Regions from separate parts of the Mus musculus genome. Here region 1 is linked to region 2. The links are chromatin loops, found by intact Hi-C in ENCODE. Cell type or tissue: left cerebral cortex. All regions are shown on one strand. Each heading gives the region's core, and the rest is flanking DNA. Links, peaks and the distances in the headings are about the cores only. Region 1 holds the start of Kctd6 (potassium channel tetramerisation domain containing 6). Region 2 overlaps Pxk (PX domain containing serine/threonine kinase).

Region 1 (14,878 bases), core at 3,971-11,970, 57 kb before region 2:
TTTCTCTGTTCTTGGGAACGTGGGAGTTTGAAAGTGAAATACTTTTTATAGTAATTGGTTCAGTGGCATCTCCTGGCGTCTTCGGAGTTAACATCCACATACAGGCCAGCACAAGTAGCGAGCGCACAAGGATAATGGGATTATAAAGCTAAATTACCACTAACTAAACCCCTCTCTCAACCTCGTGGGCTAGAAGAAAGGAAATGTAGGCAAAAAGGGAGAAAGTCCTACAAGAAATTATGAATCTTCTGACAGTATCAAACCAGAAGAATATATACTCTCCAGCTTAAGTGCTGTCAGAGTCACAAATCATAAAATTCTACTTTCCCTCAGTTTCCACCAAAATGGGTATTATGACCTTCCCAAAAGTAACCACACCGTTTAAACACAATGGAGGTAAAACTGGCCGACAGGGCAGTGAGGAGTGGCGCTCTGGATTCACGTGCAGCATGCCAGCAGAGGGCTGTGAGAACCTGAGTAGACCGCCCTTTACTACTCGCAGCATCACCAAAATTTAAATAGGTAAGTCAGACACGGTGGGCGAACATGCAGGTTAGGACCAATCTGTGTTCCCACTCTGTCCCGTCCCTGGCCCTCCTTTCCCGGAGATCCCACCGCAGTTGCCGTGAGAAAAACTAAAGGTAAAATGATGTCCAGCGTTCGCAGAGACAAACAGACACGTGAGCTCTCGGGACTTCTAGAAAGCATGACTCAGGGTTGTCTCAAGATAAAGCAGAAGACACACATACGTGTTCCGTTTAAAATAGACCCCAACTATTAAAATCCAGGATGCGACGATGGATCATAGGAGTGACCATAAGACTGCTTTCCACGCTATTGCTTCAGCTAAAATACACTTTAAAAATTTTCAAATTCTATGGCCATCTTTCTACCTACGGTATTACAAAAAACTAAGAATCCGTGTGGGCTCCTGGTTTTCATCCAAAGGGTGATTCTCCCACCCTACCTACTTAGATCTTTACTCTTTTGAAACACTTCTGGCTTTGGGCCTGTAATACCCCACCATTATTCCCATACTAGAATATCTGCAACAGCGAAAAAGATGAGCCTGCCAAGGGGGGTACATTGGAGCAGGTTGTTTGGGCTATCCCAGACATTCTTAGCTAAACCAGGTCACATCGGTCTATTTGTCTGCATCACGAAATCCTGAAACCAGGTTTATCAACTTGCTGTATGTACTGGTGTACAGAACAGAAACATGACAACTTCAGCAGAATATCCAAACAGGATCTCAGTCACGTTTCGTTTCCCCGTCCCACCCCCAGACACAGCCTCCGCTGCCATCGCCCAGCAGGTGCTGCAGGGGCTCCCCACGACCTCGCCAAGGATCACCTCTTAACACCCAGCACTAAATCGCCGTGACATCCCAAAATTCCGGTAAAAAGCTGCAATTTGTGCACAAAACCCAAAAAGCAGAGCTTTAAACTAGGGCAGTGGCGGCTAATAAACACCACTCCCCAAAACACCAACCCTTTGCCCCGCAGAGCCCGCTGGTCCCTACTCCGCGGTCTCCCGCAAGCCAAGCCCGGCCGGCCACGCGCACCGAGCCCCGAACCCGAGCCGGAGCCCAAAGCCCGAGGCGGCCGCGCGTCCCCGATTTCCCCGCCCAGGCCCCGCCGCGGGCTCGTGCCAGCCCGGGGACGCGCGGCCGCCACCCGCCGTTCTCCTCAGCCCGACTTCCCGCAGCCCCGGCCCGCAGGCCCCGCTCGCGCCCCACTCACTGCACGAGCGCGGAGGCGACCCGGCCGGGAGACGCCGGCGGCCCGAGAGCGCGAGCGCGGGGACGAGCGAGCCCGCGCCCCGCGGCGGCAGCGGCGGCGGTGGCGGCGGCGGCGGCGGCGGCGGCAGAGGGGACGAGTGAGCCGGAGCCCGGAGTTGCGGCTCCAGCTGCCCGGCGCGGGCGGCGCCTTCTCAGCAGAGTCGCGGCGCCGAGAACGCGGACGCCCCCTATCGGCGGCGCGGGGCGAAGGCCGGGAAGCCGGATCGCCGCGGGCACTCTGGGCGCTGCCGGGGCGGCGTGGTCAGGCGGGCTCTGCAGCAGTCCCGAAGCCCCGCCTCCGTCCCGTTCCTATCCCCGCCCCGCCCAGGACTCCCGCGCGGAGCTCCGCCCAGGCCACGCCCCTAACTCCCCCTCCGCTTTCAGCCTCTCCTCCTGGCCGCCAGCAGTCTCTTCCCTGCTTGCCCAGGACTCCTTCTCCGCAACTGTTTCTCCTCAGCTGTTTTCACTAAGTCGATAGACCTCATCGCATGCAGGGCTTAGAGAGAAGAGCAGCCACCCAGACCGAGGCGCGTCTCAAGACTCAAAAAAGCAGCCAGTAGACACACACAAGACAAGTTCGAATCCTGGTGAGAGCGGTCCAATAAGAAGGCTGCCTTGGCCGGGCTTGGTGGCATACGCCAGAACTCCGGAGGCAGAGGCAGGTGGATTTCTGAGTTCGAGGCCAGCCTGGTCTACAAAGTGAGTTCCAGGACAGCCAAGGCTACACAGAGAAACCCTGTCTTGAAAAAACAACAACAAAAAAAAGAAGGCTGCCTTGGAGAATAAGGGAAGATGTGACGATCTGATATATATAAAATATTAGTATACATTTAATGTTATTAATATTGATGTAATTATATTATATTAATATATACATAATAATGTAGTTAATATTATTAATGTATTAATATATAAGACTCCTGGCCTTATATATTAAGGCAGGCCATTCTGTAAAGTAATGGCTTAGAGGGACCACCGATCCAGCCTTTTAGGCAGAGAAGAGCAGCCAGTTAGAAGGGCAGAGCTAACTAACGTCATCCTGTGTAATACCTCTGAGGATCTTAGTCTGGATGGGACTGGCAAGGGTAATGTCCCTTCAGGAAGGACATCAAGGCTGCAGGGCTAATTGGATTCCATGCATAGACAAGATGCAAAAGCCACCACTTCTAGCTAGCCAGATCTCAATCCACTTCTACATGGGTGAAAAGCCACTGGCCTTAGAAACTCACCTGGGCCAGGCATAGTAAAAGTAGTGCACATCCTTAATGCCAGCACTTAGAGGCAGTGGCATGTGGGTCTCTTGTGAGCTCTAGGTTAGCCTGGCCCACATAGCTAGTCTCTAGGACAGATGAGGCTACATAACGAGACCCTTTCTCAAAAGAACAAAACAGAAACTTACCTGGTTTACACATCTGCATGTTTGTGAGGTGGTTCTGAAATCTAGTTTTTATATGTATGATCATCATCTAATATTCTATTTTTTCTCCAAAAATCAAATTGATAGGTTAAATAAGCAATGTGGACTTCAACACAATGGACGGCTACATTGACATCTAAGCAAGGATACAAACTAATTAAGAATATGGGAATAGGGCTGGAGAAATGGCTCAGCGGGTAAGAGCACTGACTGCTCTTCCGAAGGTCCTGAGTTCAAATCCCAGAAACCACATGGTGGCTCACAACCATCTGTAATGGGATCTGATGCCCTCTTCCGGTATGTCTGAAGTCAGCTAAAGTGTACTTATGTATAATAATAAATAAATCTTTTTAAAAAGAATATGGGAATATGCTCCTGCAAATCAGGACACAAAATCATACATACAGGACCCCAATGTTGATTTTAATACATACAGTACCCCAATGTTGATTTTAATACATACAGTACCCTAATGTTGATTTTAATACATACAGCACCCCAATGTTGATTTTAATACATACAGTACCCCAATGTTGATTTTTTTTTCCCTATTTTTTTGTTTGTTTTGAGACAAGTCTTCTCTGTGTAGCCTCGCTGTGCTGGAACTCACTCTGTAGACCAGGCTGGCCTCAAACTCAGAGATCCGACTGCCTCTGCCTCCCAAGTGCTGGAATTAAAGGCGTGCGCCACCACTTCCTCACCCACCCTCCCATTCCCCCCCCACCCCCCGGCAGCCCCTACTAACATTGATTTTTTTTTTAAAGGAGTACACATAGACAAAAACTTTGATGACTAAACCATTGAACATGGTATTCCAAGGCAACAGGATACAAATGTTAGTAACTTTTGCAAAAGATTTTCTCAAAAATTATGTGTATTTAAAAATTTATATATTTTGCTTGCAATGTATGTAAGATGCTGCCTGTGCTACTTTCAATGCCTGTGCAGGCCAGAAGATGGTGGTGCATCCCTTGGAATTGACCTTATAGACGGCATTCTTAGCTACCATGTGGAGCTGGGAATAGAACCCTGGTCCTCTGGAAGAACAGCCATCTCTCCAGCCTCCACTTATTGCTTCTTAATGTTCTTCTGAATTTTATTTATTTTCTACAATATGTGGATATTGGACTTACAGTCAGAAAAATACAATGAGTATGGATGTTTGTCTTTGTGGTACTAAAGACTGAATCCAGGACAGTACAAACTAAACACTCTCTGTACTGCTAAACTATACCACTTGTCCCATAATGTATTCTACAAAAAGAAAACATAGAAATCACTGATGATCAACATCTCTCGGATTTGGCATCACTACAATTGAACTGCTTTTAATTTACTGGTATCTCTGGAAAAGTCACCTCCCATATTTCTCCAAATAAAGACCATATATATATTTAAAGACAAGGTTATCACCAAGTAGATCAGGCTGGGTTCAAAGTCACAGAGATCTTCCAGCCTCCTGAGTGCTGGGATCTAAAGCATGTACCACCACACTTGGATAGGTCTGATCAAGGTTATATAGATAAAATAAATTACGTTTTCAAATTTATAACTTAATACAGTCACTTTAATTTTTGTATAATAATGTTTTACTCCTAGTTTTAATAAGGCTGGAGGTGTGTTTAGATTTCTTGTATGAATAACCACAGAGTCCAAAAGCAATGACCATTCATATTCTCACCTAGTCTTTATCTAATTTTTTCCATTTCTCTGCTGACTAAGCTTACCCACATTGAACTGTATACCACTTCCGTAATGACAGGCATCACTAACTGGGTCTTTCGCTCCTAACATGACATCGGTAAGTATGATGGGAGCTCTCAGCTCTCACAGAGAAATATTTGTAGAGTTAGGAAGCATTTGCTTTGCTATGGATGGATGCTAATATAATGAGTTCCAGTCTTGAATTGTTAATCCATCCATACTTTTTTTGTTTTTGTTTTTTTCCAGACAGGGTTTCTCTGTATAGCCCTGGCTGGCCTGGAACTCACTTTGTAGACCAGGCTGGCCTCGAACTCAGAAATCCGCCTGCCTCTGCCTCCAGAGTTCTGGGATTAAAGGCGTGTGCCACCACCACCCAGCTCCATCCATACATTCTTGATGGCATCTTAGTTTTTCACTATATTGCTAAATTCTCTTGGCTAATATTTTATTTAGATTTTTGGCTTCCATAGTTATGAAAGAGATAGGCCTATTCTCTGTATTATTCTATGTGGTTTGAAACTCTTTTCTTTTTAAATAAATTGGACTTTTGGTTGTTGTTTTTTTTAAAGACTTATTTATTTATTTTATGTATATGAGTACGCCATTGCTCTCTTCAGACACACCAGAAGAGGGCATCAGATCCCATTACAGATGGTTGTGAGCCACCATATGGAACTGAACTCAGGACCCCTGGAAGAGCAGTCAGTGCTCTTAACCACTAAGCCATCTCTCCAGCCCGGTTTGAGAGTCTTGAGTTAAGAGATGGTTATGTGCAGCAGGGCTGCTTCTCTATGCTTGGGGTTCTCTGTGATTCTGTTCTTCCATAAGCCATCCAGAGCTCCTGGTTTGGGGGATTGAGGATTGAAAAATTACACTGGAAACTGTTTTACTCTGGACAGCTCAGGGTTGTCAGCCTGTGGGGGAACACCGGCTTTAGGCTGGCAGATCCCAACCCACACACCTACACTGCACTCAGTGATTCCTAGGTCTCTGTTTTCATGGCAGCCTCTAGGTATCAAGGCTCCTGTTGTGGAGAGAATCTGGATGGTCATGTTTGGCCCACAGCTGGGTAGTCTGGAAGATGCTGTTACTATGGCAGCTACAAATGCTACAGGAGGCACTCCAGACCAACAGTCTGCTGAGAGGATAAAGCGAGAAAGAAAGCCATAGCTAATGAACTTGAATGTGGAATTCAGCCTGCCATTCTGAGTCTTGCTCCACTGATGTCAGAGGATGTTCTGTCTTCTGTTGAGCTCCCAGGATCCCTCCCCTACTGCTCTGGATTTGTGTGCCTTACGCTGTCCTTTCTAACTAAGGTGGCTAATGGACTCCCAGGGTCCATTCCTATATGTAGCCCTTGGGCCTCTCTGGATTGAGCTCCTGCACTCTGCCTCCACTCTCCAGACAAACAGCCTCAGGACCCTGCCTGACCCTGGTCTCCTTTGACCACATGCTTTTATTCTTTTGCTATATATCTAGCGGCTATACAGTTATCTCTTGCCTAGTGACAAATTCTCTCAAAATATAGGGGGTTACAGCACCTGTTTGTCACAGTTCCTGGGTCAAGAGCTGGCAGTCTAACTGTCACCAGTGGCTACGGTCACCTGAAAGACTACAAAATCCACCCCATTACTCATGTGACTTTTATAACAAAGCACCAGATCCTTGTCATATGAACCTCTCCTGACAAATGTCACTTAACCTCAAAAGTGGCATGCCTATGCAGCATGGTCTCACAGACCAGCCGCTGTACAGTGTAAGGGGTGTGGACATCCGGAAGTGAAGGTCATTAGGGCCTGCTCTGCAGGCTGCCACAGCGGCTCTGAAGATTGGCCTCACTTCCCACCATGAACATGAAGGGTAAGAGTGTGAGGAAAGCCACTGCGGCTCAGAATGCAGTGGGAGCTTTATATCCATCTCTGCTCAGCTGGTTTCTCCTCTCCCACAGCCCACCATTTGCCAGACCACCCCCAGCTTCATCCCTGATAACTGCAAACCAAACCAGACTCTCCCACCCCCTCCCATCTCCTCAGCCCCCACTCAGCTCAGCAAATGGCACCACTGTCCTACCATCTGCCCAAGCCAGCAGCTTTGAGTCATGCCTGCTCCTCCCTCCCCCTCTCTTCCCAGTGCCAGGAAGCACAGGCCTGCCAAGTCTCCCCCTGAGCATAGCCAGGATCCATCTCTCCTCTTCCCTCTTCCCGTGCACCACCGATTGTGCCAGACCACACCACCAAGAGTTCCCTTGCGGACATCTCTGGTCTCCTTTGTTTTCCTCTCTTTGTGTGAGTCACCCACAGAAAGCCTGTGTCACCCTGCCTGCTTTATGCTCCTGAAGTAGTTCCCCAGACCCAGACCCCTGCGGTGGAATCTGGTCCCATTCACTCTTCCAGCCTTGTCCTCCCCATCTTTCCTTCTGGCTGGGCCCTTGCTTCTCTCACAGTTCAGTTTCTGAGACCTGCCCATTTATCCATGTCAAGGACAACATGGAGCAACAAGGACAGCAAATCTGCTGCCTCCTCTATCCAGAACATGGTGTCCTAGCCTTTGAACTTCTGCCTACATCTTCTCCCTTCATCACATGGTCACTTTCTGACCTCCCGCAAGAGTCTCAGGTCCTGCAGCCGTAAGTTATTGCATGGGACCTGCCTGCTCTCTCTTTGCCTCTGTCCTTTCCAGTTGGCCTGTGAACTCTCAAAAGGCAAAGACTGCATCTGTGTGACTTAGAACAGTACCACACAAGTGCCTCACACTCTAGCATTGTTGACTTCATTAGATGAGTCCTGGGACAACCCCCCTACTACTACCACCACCACCTCCACCACCACCACCACCACCACCACCACCTCCACCACCTCCACCATCACCTCCACCATCACCTCTACCACCTCCACCTCCACTACCACCACCACCACTACCAACACCTCTACCATCTCCTCCACCACCTCCACCACCTTCTCCTCCTCCTCCTCCTCCACCACCACCACCACCACCACCACCACCTCCTCTACCACCACCACCACTACCAACACCTCTACCATCTCCTCTACCACCTCCACCAGCACCTCCACCAGCACTTCCAGGCCTACCCTTCCCTTCCCTTTGTTTGTTTGGCTAACTCCTATTCATTCATCAGCAATGTTGCTGCCAGATTTAGCAAATGAAGACAGGACACTCAGTTCAATTTGGAGCTGAGCTAAACAACCTTTTTAATATAGGTATGCCCAAGCACTGTGCTAAATACATCTTGTCTTTTGCCTGGCAGCCACATCAGGAATCAGCACCACTGCAAAACCTGGCAGCTTGGCTAACAATGGTGATAGAGATGAAGGGGAATAAGAAAAGATGGCTCCCCTGCTCACCCTCTACCCCCACCGCAGGCTCCCAAACTAAGCCTCAGCATGGCCCTCCAAGCACACACTGTGCCCGCGTGTTGACATCATCTGTTGCCAGTGACATCCGGTAACCTGGATTCGGCCTTAGTCTTCATTAGGAGCCTTTTTCATCCAGAACAACCCAGGCACCCAGGAGGTGGCCTGGTCCACAGGAGAGAAACATAAAGAGCAACAAAGAGAAAGAAGCAAAGAAGGCTGCTAAAGAGCCCACAAATGAGGCAAACAGTGTTCTAACCTGTTCTTGCATTGGAGCACTCCCCTGTTAGCTTTGTGTCTGTCTCTCAGTCCTACCACCCTCTGCCTCAGAGCATCAAGGTCCCTGTGAAGCAGAAACGACACAAAAAGAATGTCTGGCTCCCTTCAGTTTTCCAAGTCAGCCACATTAGCATTAGCATGGCAGGCTCCATGGGGAGCAAGGCCTTGAAGATGGCTATGTGGTAAGCACGGTAAGCACGAGGGGCCAAGCTGTTGCGGAAACCCGAGAGGAACCAGATGGATCAAGCCACACTCTCAAGGCAATTCACAGTACCTCCCACAGCCCCTCAGAGCTGAGGGCTCCCTGGGGACCCCAGGAGGCAGAAGCCCCACTATAGCAGCTGTGCATGGATTCTCTGGACTCAAGACTTGGCTGAGTAGCTTCTGTTTACTCATCAGCCAAGCAGGAAGATCAGGTCTACTCTGCAGCTCTCTCTCTCTCTCTCTCTCTCTCTCTCTCTCTCTCTCTCTCTCTCTCTCTCTCTCTCTGTCTTCCTGTCTCTGTCTCTCTATCTCTCTTTGTCTCCCTGTCTGTCTCTCTATCCTCCCTCCCGCCCTAACTCTTCCCCCTGTCTCTCATGCCTTCCCCTCCTCTCCCCTCCTCTCCTCTCCCCCTCCCTGCCTCCACCTTCCTCACCTTCCTCCCTAACTCTCCTCTCTCTTTGTTTCTGGTGTTATGGCTCTTCCAACTCAGAAATAAATTCCTAAGCAGGCCCCTCTCCTCTGTGGTGGGTTGCTGGTCTCAGGCCCTTTCTACATTTATCCGGACAGCAGGACACCCTTCTGGCCAGAAGGAACCCGATAGGCAGCAGTTTCCAGCCCCTCCCCCACTTCCAGCCATGGAGTCACTTAGGTGAGTTTGACAAGAGTGTTTTTCCTTTTTATAAGATTTCTAATTACCTGCTGTTCCCTGCCTTCTCTTTAATCAGCTTCCAAAACTCTGCGGGGAGCTACAGAACCAGAGAAAGGAATCCGGTTCTCACCAGTATGTGAGCAAAGCCTGTGGGTGTCCTTGGATGTCATCATCCTCTTCACCATTATGACTTTCCATAATTATAGAGAGTGCCCGGAAGGCACTCTGAAGATCTTTAGCCCCCATGAGTGCCTCCTCTTGTCTCCTGGTCTTGACAGCCTTCCATGCCACCCAGGGGCTGACGCTGCCTGGTCACAGCATCACCAACGCCTGCAGAAGACTTGTGAGAGCTCCAGATTCTGAGTCTCCTCCCAGGCTGCTCCAAAACCCACACACATGGCAGTCCCACGTTTTCAGCCTTGCTTTGCCTTCTTGCCCATCCTAACCCACTGCACGACTGTTGGTGTCACAAGAATAAGTCCATTTGCACAGTCCTGTGCTTGCCTGTTCCTTCCAGCCCCTCTCAGGCCTTATCTGTCCTGACATTTCCCCTTCCTGCCTGTGTGCTTATGACCTCCCTCAAGCAGCAAGGGCGACCCATACACACGCGACACCTCAAATGCACGAGTTCTATATGACAATGTCAAAACATGGCAGTGATTGTGGAGTTCAGGACATGGCACCTTGGCTGAAGGAATTCATTTTGTCTTGTTTTTGAGATAAAGACTCATGTAGTTCAGCTGGCTTCAGAGTCACCGAGTGATCGAGAGTGGCCTTTAATTACGGCTTCATCAGTCTGTACCTCCTGAGTGCTAGAGTTACAAATGTCCACTACTATACCCAGCTTTCAAGATGAAAGCACTTAAGAGAGTCAGGTTCAGGAAGGGGCTCTCTTGATTGCCTAAAGCAGTTTCTAGGTCTGACATGTGAGAACTGTTTTCTCTTTGCCCAGGGAACAGCGCCTCTGTGTCCCAAGCATGAGGAATCTGAAGAGCTGACTTTAGCGGGTTCTGCCGCTTTGCTACCTGAAGCTCATACCCTTCTGCTCCGGCACTCTTTCCAAAGTGCTTATTCCTCATCAAACTTAGTGTGAAACCCTCGTGGCTGTGGAGTGTGAGGGCCTGAGTTTGGATCCTCACAGCCCGGGTGAAGAGCGTGTGTGGTGGTGTGTGTTTGTGGGCACCGTGCTGGAGAGGAGGGAGACAGAGGAGGAAAGCCCCTGGAGCTTCCTCACTGACCAGCCGGTCCAGTCAAACCGATAGGCTTCAGGTTCTGTGAGACAACCCGTCTCACAATAATAAATGCAAATACATCAAAAAGATCATTCACCATGATCAAGATAGCTCTAGGCCAGAGATGCAGGGATGGATCAATATATACAAATCAATAAGTGTTACAAATTACATGAATGCACTCATGGGCAGACATCAAACAGTCATTTAGATAAAACATAGAAAAGACTCTTGGCAAAAATTCAACTTTCATGTTAAAGTTCTGGAGAAATTCAGACTAAAAGGAGCATATTTCAACATAATAAAGGCTATAAACAACAAACCTACACCCAACATCATATCAAAGGGAGAAAACCTCATATAATTTTTCATCAAAATAAAGTCTAATTTCCAACTACTGTTCAATATGCTACTGGAAATATCAACTACAGCAAGAGAAGCAAATAAAAACAATGCAATTAGGAAGGAAGACTCTGAAGCGCCTTTATTTGCAAGTGATATGATTTTGTACATAAGAAACCTAAGCACTTAATTAGAAGTGGCAACCATTGTCAGGAATGTGTAGGCTACAAAGTTAGCACATAAAAAGCAGTGACTTTCCTACATACCAACATACAGAGAAGGAAATCAGGGGCATGGTTCCACCCATGGCAGCCTCAAACAAAACATCTCAGAATAAACCTAACCCAGGAGTGAAAGTCATCTAGAGGGGAAAGTTTAAAATACTGACAGAACAAATGGAAGCAGACCCATGATTATGGCCATTTGTGAAAATGGCTATCCTACCAAAAGTAACCTATAGATTAATGTAATCCCACCCAAAATTCCAGACCATGTTTTTCAGAAATAAAATAAAACAAAATAAGACCTTATAATTCTATGAAAGACCCCCAAAAGTCAAAGCAATCCTGAGTAAAGAGAGCAGGGCTGAAGGCAGACCACCATACCTGATTTAGTTATATCACTCAGCAATAAAGACATCATGGTATCACTGGGTTAGAATAGAGGAGCTAACCAAGTCCACACAATACAGCTGCCTGGTGCTTTACAAAGATGCCTAAAATACTTATTGGAGAAAATACAGCATCTTCAACAAATGGAAAACTGGATATCTGTACATATGAGAATGAGACTAGATAGATCTGTACAACTCTAAATGGAACATGGTCCTTAACATATGACCTAAAACTCTGAAAATACTGGAGGAGAAAGCCAGGAGGACACTTTGACATACAGGCATAGGAAAGGACTTTCTGAATGGGAATCCATTTAGGAAATACAGCCAATTATCAACAAATGGGACCACATGACTTTAAAACGTTTCTATACAGCAAGTGAAACTGTCACGTAAAGCAGTCGACAGCAAATGGAAGGAAAGCTTTGTCATCTCTACAACTGGCAGAGAATTATATCTCGAAAGTAAAAAACAACAAAATAACAAAACAACAAAACAACAACAACAACCAAAAAAAAAAAAAAACCCTCAAGAAACTTAATGTCTTAGTTAGGGTTTTACTGCTGTGAACAGACACCAGGACCAAGACCACTCTTATAAGAACAACATTTAATTGGGGCTGGCTTACAGGTTCAGAGGTTCAGTCCATTATCATCAAGGTGGGAACATGGCAGCATCCAGGCAGGCATGGTGCGGAGGAGCTGAGAGTTCTACATCTTCATCTGAAGGCTGCTAGGAGAAGACTGACATCCAGGACAACTAAGAGGAGGTTATTAAAACCCACACCCACAGTAACACACCTACTCCAACAAGGTCACACCTCCTAATAATGACACTCCCTGGTCCAAGTATTTTCAAACCATCACACTAAATATCAAGAAAACTAACAACCCGGTGGAAAAATGGGCCATGAAACTGAACCAAGCTTTCTCAACTGAGAAATCCAAGGAGATGGCTCAGTGGTTAAGAGCACTACTGCTCTCCCAGAGGCCCGATGCCTCCATGTCTACTACAGAGATAAACACTTGCCCATCTACAGTCACTGCTGCTCTGTTCACAATAGCTAGAAAATGAAATATGCCCAGATGCCCATCAGCTGATGAACAGATACACAATGGGATATTAACTCAGCTGCAAAAAGTGAAATTATGAAATTCACAGGAGCTGGAAAATGCTGGACTAAGAAAGACAAATATCAGTTTTCTTCCTCATATGCAGATCTTAGTTTCAGATTTTTAAATGTGTTGCTTAGTCTTGGGTATCTGTAGAGGTCAAGACGCTAGGAGAGGCCCATGAGGGTGGGAAGGGAAAGGGTCGTTAAAGGGAATAGAACACAAGTGATGTGTAAGTAGATGGGGAATCTGAGGATGGGGTTGGAGTCAGGGGACGAGGAGAGGATGAAGCTGGGGAAAATACTGCGCTTAGAAAGGTTTAGACAGGGATGAGATGGAGTAGGGGGACGATGGGTAGAGGAAGGATTAAGCAAACTGAGGGTGTATGAAAAGTCCTAAGGACATCCACTACTTTGTAAGCTAATACTTTAAAATTTTAAAGAAGTTTCAATGGAGATAATCATCGCGGGTAGATAATGCTCTCCCACAAGCTATAGATCATTATTATTACAAAAGCAAAATGAGAGATGATGCCAGGTATGAGACACACCCCCTAAACAATACAGGTTGTTGTCATTTTGGTTAACCACTAGAAATCAATGGGAAAAGAAATCAGTGCAGAACTAATCTGGAAACTGCCCTGTTGACTTGATTTCATAGTTCTGGAAAGTCCAATATAGGATGCTAGGGGGAAAAGACATCAGTGGTCCATAGCTGACATGAACCCTGAATTTACACCAGTTCTCCCAGCAAGGTGTGCAACTGCTGAAAATAATACCTTGAAAGTTACAGGGTGAACCAACCATTTTTTTTGTATTGGATTTAAGGGCAAGAGGGAAGTCATGCCTTGTGCTATACACCAGGTCAAAACCCCAGGGCTAGGGAGGTCACAGGTCATAGGCAACAGAAGGGAATCTATTTGCTAAATGTTGTGAAACTGCCTTCTGATATTCATGTTAATTCCCATGGACCATAAATCCCAGAAGCTTCTGTTTGCAGTGGGCAGAGATTCAAAACTATCAAAAGTGCTGAGAATTATGATAGTGTGAGACACACCAGGTGGCACAGACAGGGGGAAATCTCTGAGTTTGAGGCCAACTTGGTCTACAGATTGAGTTCTAGAACATCCAGGGCTTGAAAAACCAACAAACAAAAAACCCTCACAAGGTTGTTGAGCACTCAGCTCTAAACAGGACATGGACCGTAAGCCCCACCCTCGCCCTCGAGGCTCTGGGAACACCAGGGAAATGGGGATAATGGTTTTAAGATGTTCAGGATGGGGATCCGCTGTGAAATGCTGTGCTCAGGACACTACACAGGACATGAGTTCGCTCATGAACTCACAGCAGCTATGCTTAGTCACCTGGACTCAAACCAGTGACATTTCCAAAATGGATAGGGAAAGGACACATGAGCCTCCACCCACTACCTGAGGAGCTATCTGTAGCCAATGGTGGCTGGGGAAGGGAGAGCCATTTCTCTTCAAGGGTGTAGCCAACTGGCAAGTTGCCAGTAGGTCAGTAAATAACAGTACACCTCTGTGTATCTGAGCGACAGTAAACAAACTCAGGGGGTTGCTTTCTGTTTTGCTTTTTAAAAGATATGAAAATAAGAGGGGGATGTAGTGAGAAGAATTCCAGAGAAAGTGGGAAGGGAACAAATGATCAGATGAGGCGATTCTGATCAAAATATAGTGTACACATGTATGAATGTATCAAAGAATAAACTTTAAAAATTATTTTTTAAAAAAAGGTGAGAAAGCAAAAGGTCTTTCGGAAAGATATCCAGCATTAGCCTCTTGTCCCCACACACACACACACGCACACGCACACGCACATGCACACACACTCAAAGTACAGCACAGAAATTCAGGTTTAACCATTCCCTCAGGTCTTCATTTCTTACATGCTCCCTCATCACAGAAAGTTTACATGAAATAAATGTGTGTGCTTTACTCTTGTCCGCCTGTCTTTTGCTGCATAGGACAAAAGGAAAGACTTTTCCTTTCCTGCAGGGACCTACGCAATCGATAATGTTTGTGAAGTGTTCCTGGAGCTCCAGTAATAAGAGGTACAGTGGCTATTTTACGCCTATTAGAATGGCCTTGGGGATTCTTGGTAGTGATGGGGTTGATCTCCTCAATGGCTAACAGTGGACCCCTTGTCATCTGCACAA
Region 2 (14,878 bases), core at 2,904-10,903:
GAATAAAGGCAGAGTAGCCCTGTTGCCTGCTCCTCCAAATTCCGAGACAGTGAATATTTATATGTGTGCAAACTGGGACATTTGAAAACACTCAGCTCTATGAATATAGAGAATGAATGTTCCTTGTAACACATGGCATAAGGTGTACTGAGATAAAGGAATTTTAAAGCTGGCTGACTTTATAAGTCATGGAACAATAGAAAAGTATTGGAAATTTTCTCACTAAAAACTAAAGAAGCATCAAAAAAATGAAAAGAACAAAAAAACAGGGCCTTACTGCAGAGTATGAGAGAATGCCACTCTACCAATGCATTTGCCACCAGACTCGGGGAACCAGCGTTAGCCCCAACAATTCAGCATTGATCTCAAACCGTCCCAAAGGAGGCAGTCGCAGAGAGGGTCTCAGCTGCTAGACCAGGCTCACACTAGTAAGATCTCTTCAGTTAGATATGTCTGCCACCTCTGCCAAATCCTAAATGCAGCTAAACAAGACCCGATCTGGTTACCATGGTCACCTAAAACTGAAGCCATCAGAAGCCCCATGGCTCAACTCAACTGGCCAACACCGGGCTGCTGCTGTCCCTCCTACAGGGCCTGACCTAGCTGCCTTACAAGGCTTGAAAATCATGCCCCTCACCTCTCCCAGGAGAAGCCCTGAACAAGGAGCGTGCTTCTTCCTCCCACAGTTAGGTCTGCTAGTGACTCTGCTACCTGAGTGATGGGATTAAAGAAGAAAATATTAGCAGGCCTTAGAGAAATTTTGTCTGCTTGAACTGTGCCTGACAATTTAGAACTTCTGAGGCATGGGACATCAGTTGGAGCCTGTCTGCCTCTGTCTGTAACCCAGGCTACAGAGTTACTGGTAAACTCCAGACCACCTGTAAGCATACCTTGAATCCATGTTAGGTCAGCAGACCTCCTGTGTTTACCTGGCTTAGCACCCACAACGCTAAGTCACCAGGCGAATGCTCTGAGATTCATTACAAGTAACAGCCAGTAGAGGTCAGAGTGTGGTCTTTGGGGTGAATAATTCTGTAATTTTGTCAGCAAAGTCATTAAAGGAACAAAGGAGTTGCTACTTTGGCTCAGAAGCCTCTCCTGACAGCCACTGCGCCTGAGCTTCAAAATGTGTTCCCCTCAGTTCACAGTACTGCTCCCTGCCACCCCACTGTCCTCAGATGGAACCTTTCCCATACTGACTGGGTGCTACAAAAACTTGCAGTTTCTTCTCACATTCTCAGAGTTACCTCAGTCTCTGTAACGTTGCTATTATCTGCTATCACTCCCATTCAGAGAAAGCAACCTGGAAGTTCCCCTACAAGGGTCCCTAGACTATGAATGAAGCAAGGCATCTAAAGGTGAGAATGGGAGAGAACTACCACTCATACAGTGAGGTGCTTTGAACGCTAAGCAGGCATCTCCCTGGTAACCAAGGATATACGTCTCAGAATCTTCTCCACTTCCTCAGCACATACAAATGATAGGGAATTACACCATGTTATATGGAAAATGGCTCAAAATTGGAAAACAGTAGATTTCCAGAAATGTCTAGTTAGCTCAGACAGTTATCTCCAGATGAGAGTTCTGTCTATTTGGAAGCTCCTTGTAAAATCTGGTGAGAAAGTCAGAACAAGAGAATCATCCCCATGACCTGGCATTTTGCGACATAAAACTGGCCCCTTCCCTAGAACATTGTACAGTAAGTCTTCTTAGCAAGCAAGGACAGAGTCAATCAGAGCTAGCCCTCTTGAATTCACCCCTTCCCCCAGGAAGCTTAGTTAGAGTCATTTAAAGGCAGCCACTTTAAAATTCTCAGAGGTTCTTGGGTAATACCATAAGCATTAAAGTGTATGGTACTGTCAGCTCAGCGCAGCCCTGCCAAAGATCTCCCTTTCATACAGCTGGAAGAACTCTTCCGAGGACAGCAACAAACTGAATGGGAGAATCAGCATCTTAGACACCGAGGAGGAGGAGCAGAAACGCTGCCCCCTCGTTTTTATTAGTTTGCAAATGGTCGAAAAAGGATCTTAGTTCAAAAAGGAGAGACATGAGACAGTATTCCAGAACTGGTGTTTTTGTAGGTACTCCCAAAGACAACTCTTTTTTTTTTTTTTTTTTGGTTTTTCGAGACAGGGTTTCTCTGTATAGTCTTGGCTGTCCTGGAACTCACTTTGTAGACCAGGCTGGCCTCGAACTCAGAAATCCGCCTGTCTCTGCCTCCCAAGTGCTGGGATTAAAGGCATGCGCCACCACGCCCAGCTGCAAAGACAACTCTTTGTCAGCTTTTTTTTTTCTTCCCCCAAAAAATCCTCACAGTATCTGATTCAGTTCACAAGGTGGAACAAAAGTTAATGCCTATCCAGATAATTATGTGCTTTAGAGGATGGGACAGAGAACAAATGGCTATCAGGACATTTATTGGTAGGGATATTTTACTCTGAGCTAGATATCTCATCAGCTCTAACATGACAAACCTACAGCAGGAAGACTGGAAGACTAAACTGTGGTAGGACAAAGGCCAGGACAAACATTTTATTTTTCTGCCCTAAGACAAGCTCTGACCCAATGAGCCTTGCAAGAGGCTTTTCAGCAAACAGAAAGCTTATGCTAGAGAGGACCAGTGGTCCTCAAAGCAGCCTTCCCCCAAGTGCTGAGCTTGGGAATCAAGCCTCTAGATGACACGTCTTAATTTGCAGATGTCCCTCTGGAGAAGACAGGTGGGGTCTAACCCCTAAAATGCTTGAGCCAAGGCAAGTCCACCTCCCCCGTTGATGGAGAGAGAGGTTACAAATTACTAACCTGCTGTGGAGGGTGGAGTTGGAGATGATGGGGATGTGAGAGGTGAGCTGGCCCCAGATCCTGCTAAGAGAAACAGAGAAATCCTCATGGAGCCCCAAGGCAGACATTTAAACTTGGCATGAGTATAAAGTCAGCACTGTAGAAAAATCTGTAATCAGCCCATCGTGTGGAGCTTGCGGAATCATGTGATGAAGGACAGAAATTAAAAATTAGACTAGTGGTGACAGGTTTTTCACTCTAGTGCAGGGTGTACTTCCTTCGTGAGGCCACTAAGATTTATTGACCAATGAGAACAGGGTAGCATCCACACTGGTTGCAGCCTCTCTCCTGAACCAATCCCATCCTTGGGTAATGACCAATGACCACGGTCACAGCAGCCTGTGCAAGCGTCTCCCAAGAGCACCTTGAAGCATTTATGCACACACCCTTTCTCCTTTCCTCCCTCCCTCTATCCATTCGTTGGTTCCCTGTATCCTTCTCAATGATTTTTCTGTTTATCCATTCGTTCGTTCCCTGTAGCCTCCTCAACGATTATTCTGTCTCAGCCTCTCAAGTACTGGGACCACTGGCACACATTGCCACATCTGACTCTTTGACACAGTCTTTCTATGTAGCTCTGGCTGTCCTGGAACTCAGAAATCCGCCTGCCTCTGGCTGTGCGCTACTACGCCCACTGAGGTTTTACTCATTGAACCACTGAGTCAGCACCTCCTTAGGACAAGCAGACACTCAGAGCTCAGTTAAAGAGGCTCAGGCCCAAGTCTGGGGATTCCCTCGACCTTTTCTTAATGAGACTCAGCAAACACCCTCATTTAGGGTTAAAAACCATAAGCAAAACCTAAAATCCCCACAGCTTGAAAAAATCCCTAGAAAATATGCCCCAGCCCAAGGAATTAGCCCTGCAGCAGAAGCCTCTTATGTGGGACCAGGAAGGGCAGCCTAAGGAGAGGACAGCCTGGCCCTGAACTGCACCAGGGGAGTTGCTGTTGTCGTGCTGTTGTCATGCAGCACTGAGCAGCCACCACCAGCTCTGAGGGTAGGGCTCTACCATCACTCCACTAATGACTCAGAGGATTCGTCTGTCCCTGTGGACACACTGGTGATGAGTCCTAACTAAACCACAGCTGTCAAAATACTTCCTCAGCTCTGTGCAACAGGAGGGCTGATCCAGTACTGACAGATCTTCTAGACAGAAAACTGAACTTGTGATTCTAGACCGGTTGGTAACTGCATTTCTACCAATAACCAGTACTTGTCTTTCCTAAACTCCTGAGATATCTTGGGTAGGATTTTTGGGTTTTTTTGGTTTTTTTCCAGACAGGTTTCATGTGTCTTAGATTAGCTTACACTTGCTATGTGGATAAAGACAACCCTGACATCCTGATCCTCCTGTTTGCATAAGTGCTCTCTGCAAGCACATGCCACCATACCCACTTCACTGTATTAGAGGAATGGAAGCAAGGCCTTGTGCATGTTGGGTGAGCATTCTATCAACTAAGCTACATCCCTACCTCACTCCTGGATTCCTTTGGTGACCTGTTCTGCTGCATGTGGAGGACAGCAGGCATAATCTTGGGAAGAGAAAGAGTAGAGTAGGCCTTCTCTGCTTCACCAAGAACCAGCCGCTTAACCAGAGTCACTAGTGTATGGATGTGCTGGCTGGAGACTGCATCTCCCCACCATTGACACCGACTAGCCCCTGTTCACCCTATAAACTAGGAAGCAAATGCATTTCCAAATGTGAAATTATATGCCAGTCACAGCAGCTTCCATTCCCCAAGCATGTGTTGGTCCTCACTGGGACCTCCTTTCCCCCCCAACACTGTGCCTGACTCAAAACCTAGGATTCTGTGATCGTGTCACCATCCTCATCCTATTCCTAGAGCTTTAGCACTCGCATTCCAATCTTCAGTATTACCTACACCTCTTGCATTCTCGGCTTCAGAGAGTCTAGCCTTCAAGGTACAGCTCAATTTGCTAGTGTACCTCTCAGTATGTCCTCTAGTGTGGGCAAACATCTGAATTGACCAAGGAAAGTGAGGTATGACCTATGATTGATTCATCCAATCATCCATCCATCCATCCATCCATCCATCCATCCCACCCAGTCTCACTACAGTGTCCAGGCTTGTCTTCAGTTCCTGTGCTTAGAATCTGCCTCAGGAGCAGGGTGTGGTGGCGCAAGCCTATAATCCCGGCACTTGGGAGGCAGAGGCAGGCGGATTTCTGAGTTCGAGGCCAGCCTGGTCTACAGAGTGAGTTCCAGGACAGCCAGGGCTACACAGAGAAACCCTGTCTCAAAAAAAAAAAAAAAAAAAAAAAAAAAAAAAAAAAGACTCTGCCTCAGGCGTGAGTAGCTAGGACTACAAGCATACACTGCTGTGTCCAGCCCTCCCACGTTTAGACTTCTACTTCTTCACATGTCCGTCCGTCCTTCTCCGGTGTTTTAGAGATGAATGGGCTTCCTCCGCTCCTGACGTGGACAATGGGCTGTCAATGCTCCCTGGGGCCCTTCTCCATCACCCACTTCTTTGCATCTATTTAGCTTCTCCCTTTCTGATGGCTCCTTCATCTCTTTAAAGTATAATCAGCCTCACTCCAGTCTCCTCTTCCCATTCCCTGTCATGCTGAGCTTGCCTGGGTTACTGAAACCCCCCTACTCTGCAATGAGCTGTACTTCACAGATTCATAAGCAGGTCACTCCATTTGACCTTCAATCTGGTCCAAAGGAATATACATTAGGCTCAAAGTCAGCACGGCCAGCAGAGAGAGGGGCAGCTGAGACTGACTGTCAAGACTCTCAGAGTCCAGATGATGACTGAGAGAATGACTCAAAAGAGGTACTCTGACACTCACACACCCAACGCAACCCTCCGCCCCACCCCACCAAAGAGTCTACTCCTCAGTCCTCCGAGGGAGCACATCCTTCAACCACATGGGTTCTAGAGCAGTGGGCAAGATCTAGGCTAATTTCCATATACACAGAAGGGCCTGATTTTGTTCCATGTCAAATGCTCCCGTCTTTGACAGATGGAGTCTAGCCATCAGTGCAGAGGTGGGCATATGAGTGTTGTCACAATTCTTCACGGGGGACAGAGTTTTCTAATCTCTGCTCTCATCACTGCACTGATCCACCTACAGAGTCCTGAACTGCACCTCTGGGTGCTGGGCCCAAGACAACATCCAACCAGTTACCTGAGTTATTGGAGTTACTGTGCTTCACTGGCTGCTCCTCACTGTTTTCAACAGCAGATCGTTTTGACTTCTTTAAAAATAAAAGAAGGGTGGGTGGTAAGCAAAGAAAAAGCACTCTGAGCTGAGAGTTTAAAAACCTCCAGACATACAGTTTCACTAGCTGTGAAAAGTGGTATATTCAGCTTCATAACCTAAGGCAGAGAAGCCACAGCCACAGGAGAAAATAAAACCAAGATGCTGGCTTAACACCCACCCTGACCGTCTCCTCCCATTGCCTTCTGCCAGCAAACTCTATGCTACTGACACGCGTGTGCGTGTGCATGTGTGTGTGCAACACTCCACTAAAAACATAATCTTCTACTGAACAGGAGCAGGGCAGACTGGGGCAGAGGCTGCAGGACCCGACTGGTGGGAGGCGGTGTATATGCATGGTACGTTCCAAACCCGTCATCCAGAAAGGCTTTTAGCGTCCAAGATAAAACTGTGTCACTAAGTGTGCACCATCAGCCTTAGAATTTTCTCCTCGTGCAGTCAAGGATTTCAAAGAGAACACAGGGACAAAGGCTTACCTTTCGAGCTAAGATCTTTCTCCTTTTCCTTTCTTCCTCAGACCCATGGTGTGACTGGGCTCTCGTTAGTCTTCGATGCTGGTGAATCTTTAAGAGACCACAATCCCCAACAAGTGTAAACCAAGTCTACCCAAAGCAGGTTCCCAAGGAGACTTCTATGTGTTTGACCACATTAAGCTCTTGGGATAAGCAAGGTCTTTCTTGGCCCGCTTGTGGCTCAGCTCTGGCTCTCTGGAAGAAGGGCATGCTGAGTGACAGTGACCCTTCTCACTTTCCCAATTCCTTCCTGCCATTGATCTTTACGGCAGATTGTGACCCATGAGTGCTGCTAACCGCCCACCCCACCAGTGAGTCCTCATCAGGAAGGATGGTCACGCCAGTGCGTGTGCTTGCTCTACACACACTGAGCAGGCTGAAGGCGGACCTGTGAGATGCTGTTCTGTGTCACAGAACTTAGCCCAAAATCTGGTTAAGAGCAAGTAGGCACGGAATGGGGATGTGGGTGAACGTCCAAAGTCAATCACTGTGAATGGGTCACTGAATGATCACAGGGGATGCGGAGCAACCGCCAGCTTACCTGCTTCTGTTCCTCGGTGAGTCTCTTCTCTATGCATTCCTTGGCAATTCGCAATGCCTCTTTTAGTTTTGTGGGAATCTGAAGGGAGAATCAGTACATGAGCTACTGAGTGAAGTGGTTGGAGTCTCCTGAGTTCTCAACACATGCCGCAGCAGCCGTCATCACATGGAGGTCCTCTAGAGCAAAGCCAGTTAAAACCATGCTCCATGTACACCAGCTACACTCTCCTTGCCAGCACTTTCAGACAACAGATCATAAACTTAAAGCATAAACACACTATGTTTCAAGTAATTCAAGGGTTCCAGAATTGCCAAAGCAGTCTCAAAGAACAAACACAGCATCAAAACCTATTATCACATGATCTCACAAAATATCATTTCAAAACCAATTATTACACAGTTAATAGACCAGAATGAGAGATCCCAGAAACATGCCCTCTTGTACACAGACAAATGGTCTCACACACACACAACCAGGAAAAAACAATAGCTTCAAAAGGGCATTGGTAAAAGTCAAATACTACATAAAAAGTAGTAAGATTAAATCATTGCCTTAAGTCATATTTGAAAATTAATTCAGCATGGGTGCAAGACCTAAAACTGTCAACCCCCTAAAGCTCAGGGAGGCCCTTCCTTCTTATTGTCTGTCTATTTATTTATCTTGCTTGGAGGACAGCATCTGCGAACTGTCCACACAGGCCTTGTGTACACCTGTGACACTCCCCCTGCAGCTTCCTCGGCTGCTGTGTGTGTTTGCCACCACCCACCACCAGTTCTGGCTCTCTGCTAAGGCAGGGAATTGGCCTTGAACTAATGCTCCTCTTGCCACGGGGATTACAGGCATATACCATTCTACCTGGCTGGAAATGACTTCTTGGATACAACACCAAAAACATAGGTAATGAAAGGAAACAACAAATAACTCGGACTAGTTAAAACTAAAACTTTGTTCAACAAAAGACACTGCTCACAATGAAATTTAAAACAGGCCAATACTTATAAGGACTTGATATAATAGATATGGAGAAACTTATACAAATGAACAACAAAAATATATAACCCAACTTAAAAATGGGAAAAGGGCTTTAACAGAAATTTCTTCAAAGAAAAAAACAAACGAGCCGGGCGTGGTGGCGCACGCCTTTAATCCCAGCACTTGGGAGGCAGAGGCAGGTTCATTTCTGAGTTCGAGGCCAGCCTGGTCTACAAAGTGAGTTCCAGAACAGCCAAGGCTATACAGAGAAACCCTGTCTCAAAAAACCAAAACCAAAACCAAAAAAAAAAAGAAAAGAAACAAATGATTAAAAATAACAATAGTAACAAAAACCCCTGCCTTATCAAATGGTACTTTCATCAGTTAAAAAGTTCAACACTGAACAAATACAAATCAAAACCACACATTAGATATCATATCTCTTCATAGCCATTATGATGGTCACCATCAAAAAAAAAAAACATAAAATAAGTTTGACATGGTAGTACAAGCTGTTAATCCCAGCACTCAGGAATTCAAGGTAGGAGAATTTGAGTTCCACGATAGCCTGGGCTATAAGGCAAGTTTTGGGCCAACTTGAGTTATAGTGAGACCCCAGTGCAAACAGACAGATAGACAGACAGACAGACAGACAAGAATAACAATAAAGAATTACAAACATTTGGGCTCTAGAGACGGCTCAATGGTGAGTTCTTACAGAATCTGAGTTTGGTCCCCGGCAGCCTCGTGGCAGCTCATGATCTGTACCTACAGTCCCAGGGGATCTAATGCCTCCTTCTAGCCTCTGCAGGCACGGGGCTTTTGTGTAGTACACAGACATAGATGCAGGTAAAACACAAGTCTTGGCAGGAATGTAGAGCAATTGGAACCCTTGTGTACTGAGTAGGAATGAAAGATGATTCAGTCGCCGTGGAAACCATAGAGAGATGACTTAAACAAAACAACCAGCACTGAAAAGCAGCTGAGGAGGTGGGAGGTTTACTGCATCCAAGGAGAAGCAGGGCTGGGCTTCCCGGGCTTGGCGCGTAGGCCAACCACTGCAGAGGGCAATGTGGCCCCAAATAGCAAATGGCTGCTAGCAGCCACAGAGCAGCGTAAAGCCCAGGACCACCGCTCCATACTGCTGCTTCTCCTAATAGGTCCTTCCCAGTTTTCTTTACATACAGATATTTGGGTTTATATTCTGTCTTCCAGATCCCACTATTTTGTTGATATTGGCCTAAATAATAATTACTTTCCACAGGATTATAATGCATTTATACATTTCACTTTTAGTGGATAAAATGTTTTAAATACATGTACTATATATAGCTAGGCATAGTGGTGCATGCTTATAACCCAGCATTGGGAAGGCAGGCTATCCAAGTCTGTTTCTTTCTTTTTCTTTTCTTTTCTTTTCTTTTCTTTTTTTTTTTTGAGACAGGGTTTCTCTGTATAGCCCTGGCTGTCCTGGAACTCAGTCTCTGCCTCCCGAGTGCTGGGATTAAAGGCGTGCGCCACCACGCCCAGCCCAAATCTGGTTTTTAAAAAAGCCAGGAAGTGGTGGTACACACCTTAATCCCAGCACTTCACTTGGAGGCTTGGAGGCAGGGGCAAGTGGATCTCTGAGTACAAGGTCAGCATGGTCTACAGAACAACTTTTAGGTCAGGCTAGGCTACACGGAGAAATCCTGTCTTGAAAGGAAAACAAACACACACACACACACAAACACCTAATAAAACAACCTCATGCATTATAAACAGTCAAAAGAGTAACTAGCTATAGTAGGGTGTTTGGGTCCTTCCTAATTTTTCATTTATGAACCTTTTAGTTTTTTAAAAAATTAATTTTCAAAGTCAAGTTACTTATGTCATAAACCCAAAAATTATATAATTTGCTTTACCTTAAACTGTGGCTTTTCAGAAGTTGTTAGTAAAACATCACTGAATAATCTATAAGAAAAGAAACAAATGCATAAGGGTTTAATCTCAGTACTGGGGGTACTCTCAGAGCAGGGCAGGGCAGCTTACCACCTCTGAGCCCACCAGAGCCACCACTCCAAGTCTGTCAGCAAAGGCAAAGGTGCTTCCAAGTCACTCGGTGCCCTCAGAGCTGTTTTTAGGGAGGGACCAGGTCAGTTATATGTGACACTGTGGGCCATATAATATTTTTTAAAAGAGTTGATAAATACCAGTTTGCAAAATGTTGCAGATATATTGAACAGATGTTTCTAAACAGAACTATTTGTTTTCTTGCATCTGAAAAGGCGGTTTATTCTGTCTTGATTGGAATCTAAGACACACTTCATTCTAAAACAGTAGTTTCTGGCGTGCATCAATTCTTTCTTCCAAGGTATGTTACTAGAACAACAGCAGGAAGCACTGTGGACTTCTGTGGTTGGAAGGACTGTATGGACAGTGTCCAAGTGACTTAGTGCTCTTAATGTGAGATTCTGTTGAGACAGACAGAAGTTCACCCCACACAGAAATGATGAACGCCTTTTTCAGCATCCTTCTGGAATCCTGGTCCTCTCCTGCCATTCATCCTCTGACTTCCAGATTTTCACTAAACACAAGACACACCTCTTTAAAGCGGAAGCCCATGGGGTGGAACGTTCTGGGGAAGACAGAATACCTGTCCTGATGCTGAGGCTGGAACAAGCACAGAGCCCTGGGGAGACGATGCAGGTGCACATCGGAGCAGGCAACCTCACCCACTGCTCCCTGACTGAGTGCTCTCTGACCCAGGAGTCTGTGGCAAATGTTGTAGGTTTCAAAGTAGATGTATTTTCTCATATGTATGTTGTTATTAGTGGCTGTTGGTTTGGAAACAGATGCTGCAGTGTCACATCCCGTGGACAAGGGCTTGTTTCTTCTGATCATCAGCTTCCCTGGGGCGGGGGGGGGGGGGGGGGAATTGCCTGGCCTATAGTAGGCCGTCTCTATCCAGGTAGAAGGAAGGAATGAGGGCCCGGTAGTGTAGCCTCTGGCTGAACTTTGTCCCCTGCCATGTTTGCTGCTGTTACTTCCTGAATACCTTTGCTATACAACAAGCTGGTGCAGACGAAGCAGGGCTAGGGAAACCTCGCAACACGCTCAGAAAGCTTGCCTATGTCCTTCTGGGAGGAAGAATGAAGCTGACATACAGTCACAGGTTTGTCTGACTTCGGCTATATCACCTTAACCTCTGCATGAAGGTACCACACCTAAGGAGAGGCCCTAAGGAGGCCTTACACGCTCAGCTCCTCACAACTGTGCTGACAGGAAGAGGTCTTTTGAGTACCAAAGCCTTGGTACAAAGTTTGGTACACACTAGCTATTTAACAGCTAGTGCTCAGAGATGAAATAAACAAACAACAGCACAGGAACCCAAGAACACACCGCTTTCTTGTGGAGGGCAGGCCCGCCAAGGCCTGGTGGGTACCCAGCTGGTGGCTGGGGCAGGACCAGCAGAGAGAGGTGCTAGGGAGGACCCTCCTATTGTATTTCCTAAATCAGGAGTTCAACAAACACACACACGTGTTAATGGTGATGGGACACGTGGGAAGGACACAGGATTTCCAGGACAGCAACTGGACTAAGCAGAGTGGTCACAAGGAAAGGGTCATGGTATCATGCTGTAAGTGCCTGACAGCAAGCTAGTCACTTCAACTCTGCAGGGACCAAACTGAGTCATTACCGTGGCACCGGGCTCTGGGCAGAGTGGTCCAAGGTTCAGCACAGTTACCAAGATTACAACCAATGCATATGATTGACTTACGGCATCTGTAAGAGCCGGGAGACGGTAGGCATGCCATTTTTACAGGCTTCACAAGACAGCGTAGACTCCAATACGGCCACTTGAAATGAACAGATACACATTTTAGTCCCACAGAACTCTCGCAGATCCACTGGGTGAGGAAAAGTTTGACATCTCTTTGCAACAACTGTCTGCAGGCTGATCAGGACAGTGTCAAAACTCTTCACATACAGACAGATGGCATACGTGGGGGGATGGGAAACACTGCCATTATCAATGACTCAAAAGAAATGCCTCAGAAACCTCATGCTGACAGACAGCTAAGTCTACTCCAGGGAGAAATGGAGGAAGGCATCAAGATAGTGTTCATACAACTGTTCTCTTTAGAGAGAAGTAAACAGTACACAAAAGCAAAATTCAGAACCTGGTTTTCACGCTTGCTTGCTTTTAATGGAAACCAAGACACAAAATGCCACTTGCTGACAGCTTGTCATCAAACACCTTGATGTTATAAAAGAGTGGCCAGACTCTCATACCCACAGGTCACTGGTTAGTTTCAGCTGTTCAAACTTGGCAGGAAACACTACCAGGGTGTTTTTTCACTTTCTTTCTTTCTTTTTTTTTTGGGGGGGGGGGGGTTCGAGACAGGGTCTCTCTGTATAGCCCTGGCTGTCCTGGAACTCACTTTGTAAACCAGACTGGCCTCAAACTCAGAAATCCGCCTGCCTCTGCCTCCCGAGTGCTGGGATTAAAGGCATGAGCCACCACGTCCAGCTTCACTTTGGTTTTTTGAGACTGAATTTCTTTGTGTAACAGCCCTGGCTGTCCTGGAACTCACTCTGTAGACAAGGCTGGCCTCAAACTCGCAGAGATCTGCCTGCCTCTGCCTCCCGAGTGCTGGGAATAAAGGCGTGCAGCACCACACCAGGCCCATGTCTGTTCTCTTGAATTGCCTCATTTGGCATAGTGAAAACTGACAGAGTGATTGCAGATTCCAAACAGTGTCCCCAAAGCTACCTTGGGCTCTTTTTCTTCCAGCCTTGAGCTCTGAGCTGGCCACTCAAGAATGGGATGGTCTAAGATGAGTTTACACGGGTCCTTGTGCCTCACCTGTTCTTCCGTCCTCCTTAGTCTCCTTGGGTAAGACTGTAACAGCTCCTGAACACCTGCCTGGAATCTGGAGGCCTGGCTGGGCAGGCGAGGCCCTTATCTTCCAGGCCTCCAGCCATGGCTCTCGAGTTCCTTTTAATTCCCACTCCTCCTTGGATGGGACTCTGACACTTGCCTGGCTCCTCAAGTTTGGCTTAAAGTTGCCTGACCCTCACTTTAGCTTCTGATTAAAACCCAAGCTGGCCACAGTTCTCTTTCCATTGTCCTGCTTTCAGAATTACAGTGCAGTTTACAGAAGTTTCTCCAGAAGCTTCAGACAGATGAACAGACAGACAAACCATCCACATGTTCAGTGCTCTGGCTGGCGAGCATGACAACTGGCCCTCCATCCTTCTTGGAGTTTGGTAAGCGCTTAAGCAGCTTTGTAGACTACCAGATCCCAGCACACCCCACTGCCAAGCCCTGTACTGACCCACAGCCAAGGATGATGCAGGAGGAAAGGAGTCCACAGGCACGGAGTCGGGAGGTCGTCCATAAGTCATTTCATAGAGTAAGTGGCCAAAACAGTGCACATCTACACTCTCCAATGTCTGGGAAAGAAAGAGCAGTGCCACGTTCAACCTTCAGTCATTGTCCCTCACTGCCCCTGCCCAGGCTTCCACGGAGAAACAAGGCTCAGGGTAGCCTCATTCCCAATGTAACTCCAAAGCCTTTTTATAAGGCTCACAAGGCATCCTTCTGACTTAGGCTATATGTCATTTTCAACCAATGATTTTATTTACTTCCTTGTCCCACCATGTCATCTTTGCCTCTTAGAGATCCAGCAATGCTCCATGGGAGAAATAGGAGCAAGGTACACTCCAACTTTTCCAATTGAATTTTCCAATGCTTAATGCACAGGGTAATTTGACCTAAACACAGACCTGTCATGACTGCCAGAACTCACATTGATTTTCCTGAATTGTGTGAAGTAGGATCGGTAGAAGGAAGGCAGACCCAGCAGTGAGTTTTCGAGGTCTAGCAGCCGGCAAGTGTTGCCATCCAGCATCACATTGGCTGCATGGAGGTGGCCGTAAGGGAATCCCTTGTCATGAAGAAACTTTAGTGCCTATTAAAGAAGACGTGCGGGTTAACTGTTCCCAATTCACTCACATATAACACAAGGTAAACTCATGGTTCAAATATTTTTGGAAAAAACAAGATGGCTCAGGTTAAAATGTGCTGACAACTGAACCTGACAGCAATCCTTGGGGCAGACATGGAGAAAAGAGAGAACCAATTCCCACATGTTGTCCTCTGACCTGCACACATGTGCTATGGCACGCATACACCCACTCACATACAAGCACACACCCACAGGTAAACAAACAAATAAATGTAAGAAGAAAGGCATCTGAAGCTGGGCGTGGAGCTCGGCCGCAGTTGTCTCAACATGCAGGAGGCTAAGAGTTAACTCCCAAGCAAAACCTAATTACTGTAAAATGAAATCCAGCAGGCCACTGAAGAGATCCCCACCCCCCAAAAATGCCAACTCTGATGAGTTCGTTGGAAAAAAGAATGATGATACAGACTGTCTCACAGCTGTGAGACTGTCGGGCACACCATCGAGTTTCCTCTTTTCCCAAGTGAAGGGAATTAGGTTGGAGGGAAGAGCTCTGATGCCCAAAGGCTCTGATTTGGGAACTTTCTGGTCCCAGCAGCCAGCTCTTTTCTGAGGCTGTCCTGTTCCACCTGCGTGGATTTCATAAAGCTATGGCACCAGTGTCTGTGTCAACCACGGAGGGAAAGGGGCTAAGGAGAGAACTTCTCCTGTTCAACACTATACAAAGTAGAATTCTGCCCTCTACAAAAGCAAACTTCTCAACTTCCATTAAGATAAACAGCGACTCAGCAAAAGATACCTGATACGTCCCCACA

What was found. Hi-C counts contacts between places; a loop is a spot of excess contacts. Peaks named below come from ENCODE experiments on the same cell type or tissue, not always from the same donor. Only the 100,000 strongest peaks of a DNase experiment are listed, where the experiment ranks them.
Region 1: it touches region 2 in a loop (5-fold over the local background); 2 of 42 quality-filtered maps call a loop at or near these places.

Annotation. Positions count from the first base shown.
Region 1 is chr14:8,201,207-8,216,084 of GRCm38, reverse strand. Kctd6 (potassium channel tetramerisation domain containing 6) reads right to left here and starts at 2,004. Exons shown (of 3, transcript NM_027782.3): 1 at 1,743-2,004. In left cerebral cortex, for the core only: no CTCF peak of the experiment used is centred there; DNase peaks (open chromatin) are centred at 6,051, 6,989 and 9,778; H3K27ac peaks cover 1,485 bases.
Region 2 is chr14:8,143,267-8,158,144 of GRCm38, reverse strand. Pxk (PX domain containing serine/threonine kinase) reads right to left here. Exons shown (of 18, transcript NM_145458.4): 10 at 13,908-14,069; 11 at 13,434-13,551; 12 at 11,873-11,951; 13 at 10,017-10,065; 14 at 7,141-7,218; 15 at 6,564-6,650; 16 at 5,995-6,064; 17 at 2,800-2,862. Among named protein-coding and RNA genes, the nearest start is that of Pdhb, 22 kb to the left of the region's middle. In left cerebral cortex, for the core only: no CTCF peak of the experiment used is centred there; DNase peaks (open chromatin) are centred at 5,785, 6,188 and 9,094; H3K27ac peaks cover 1,146 bases.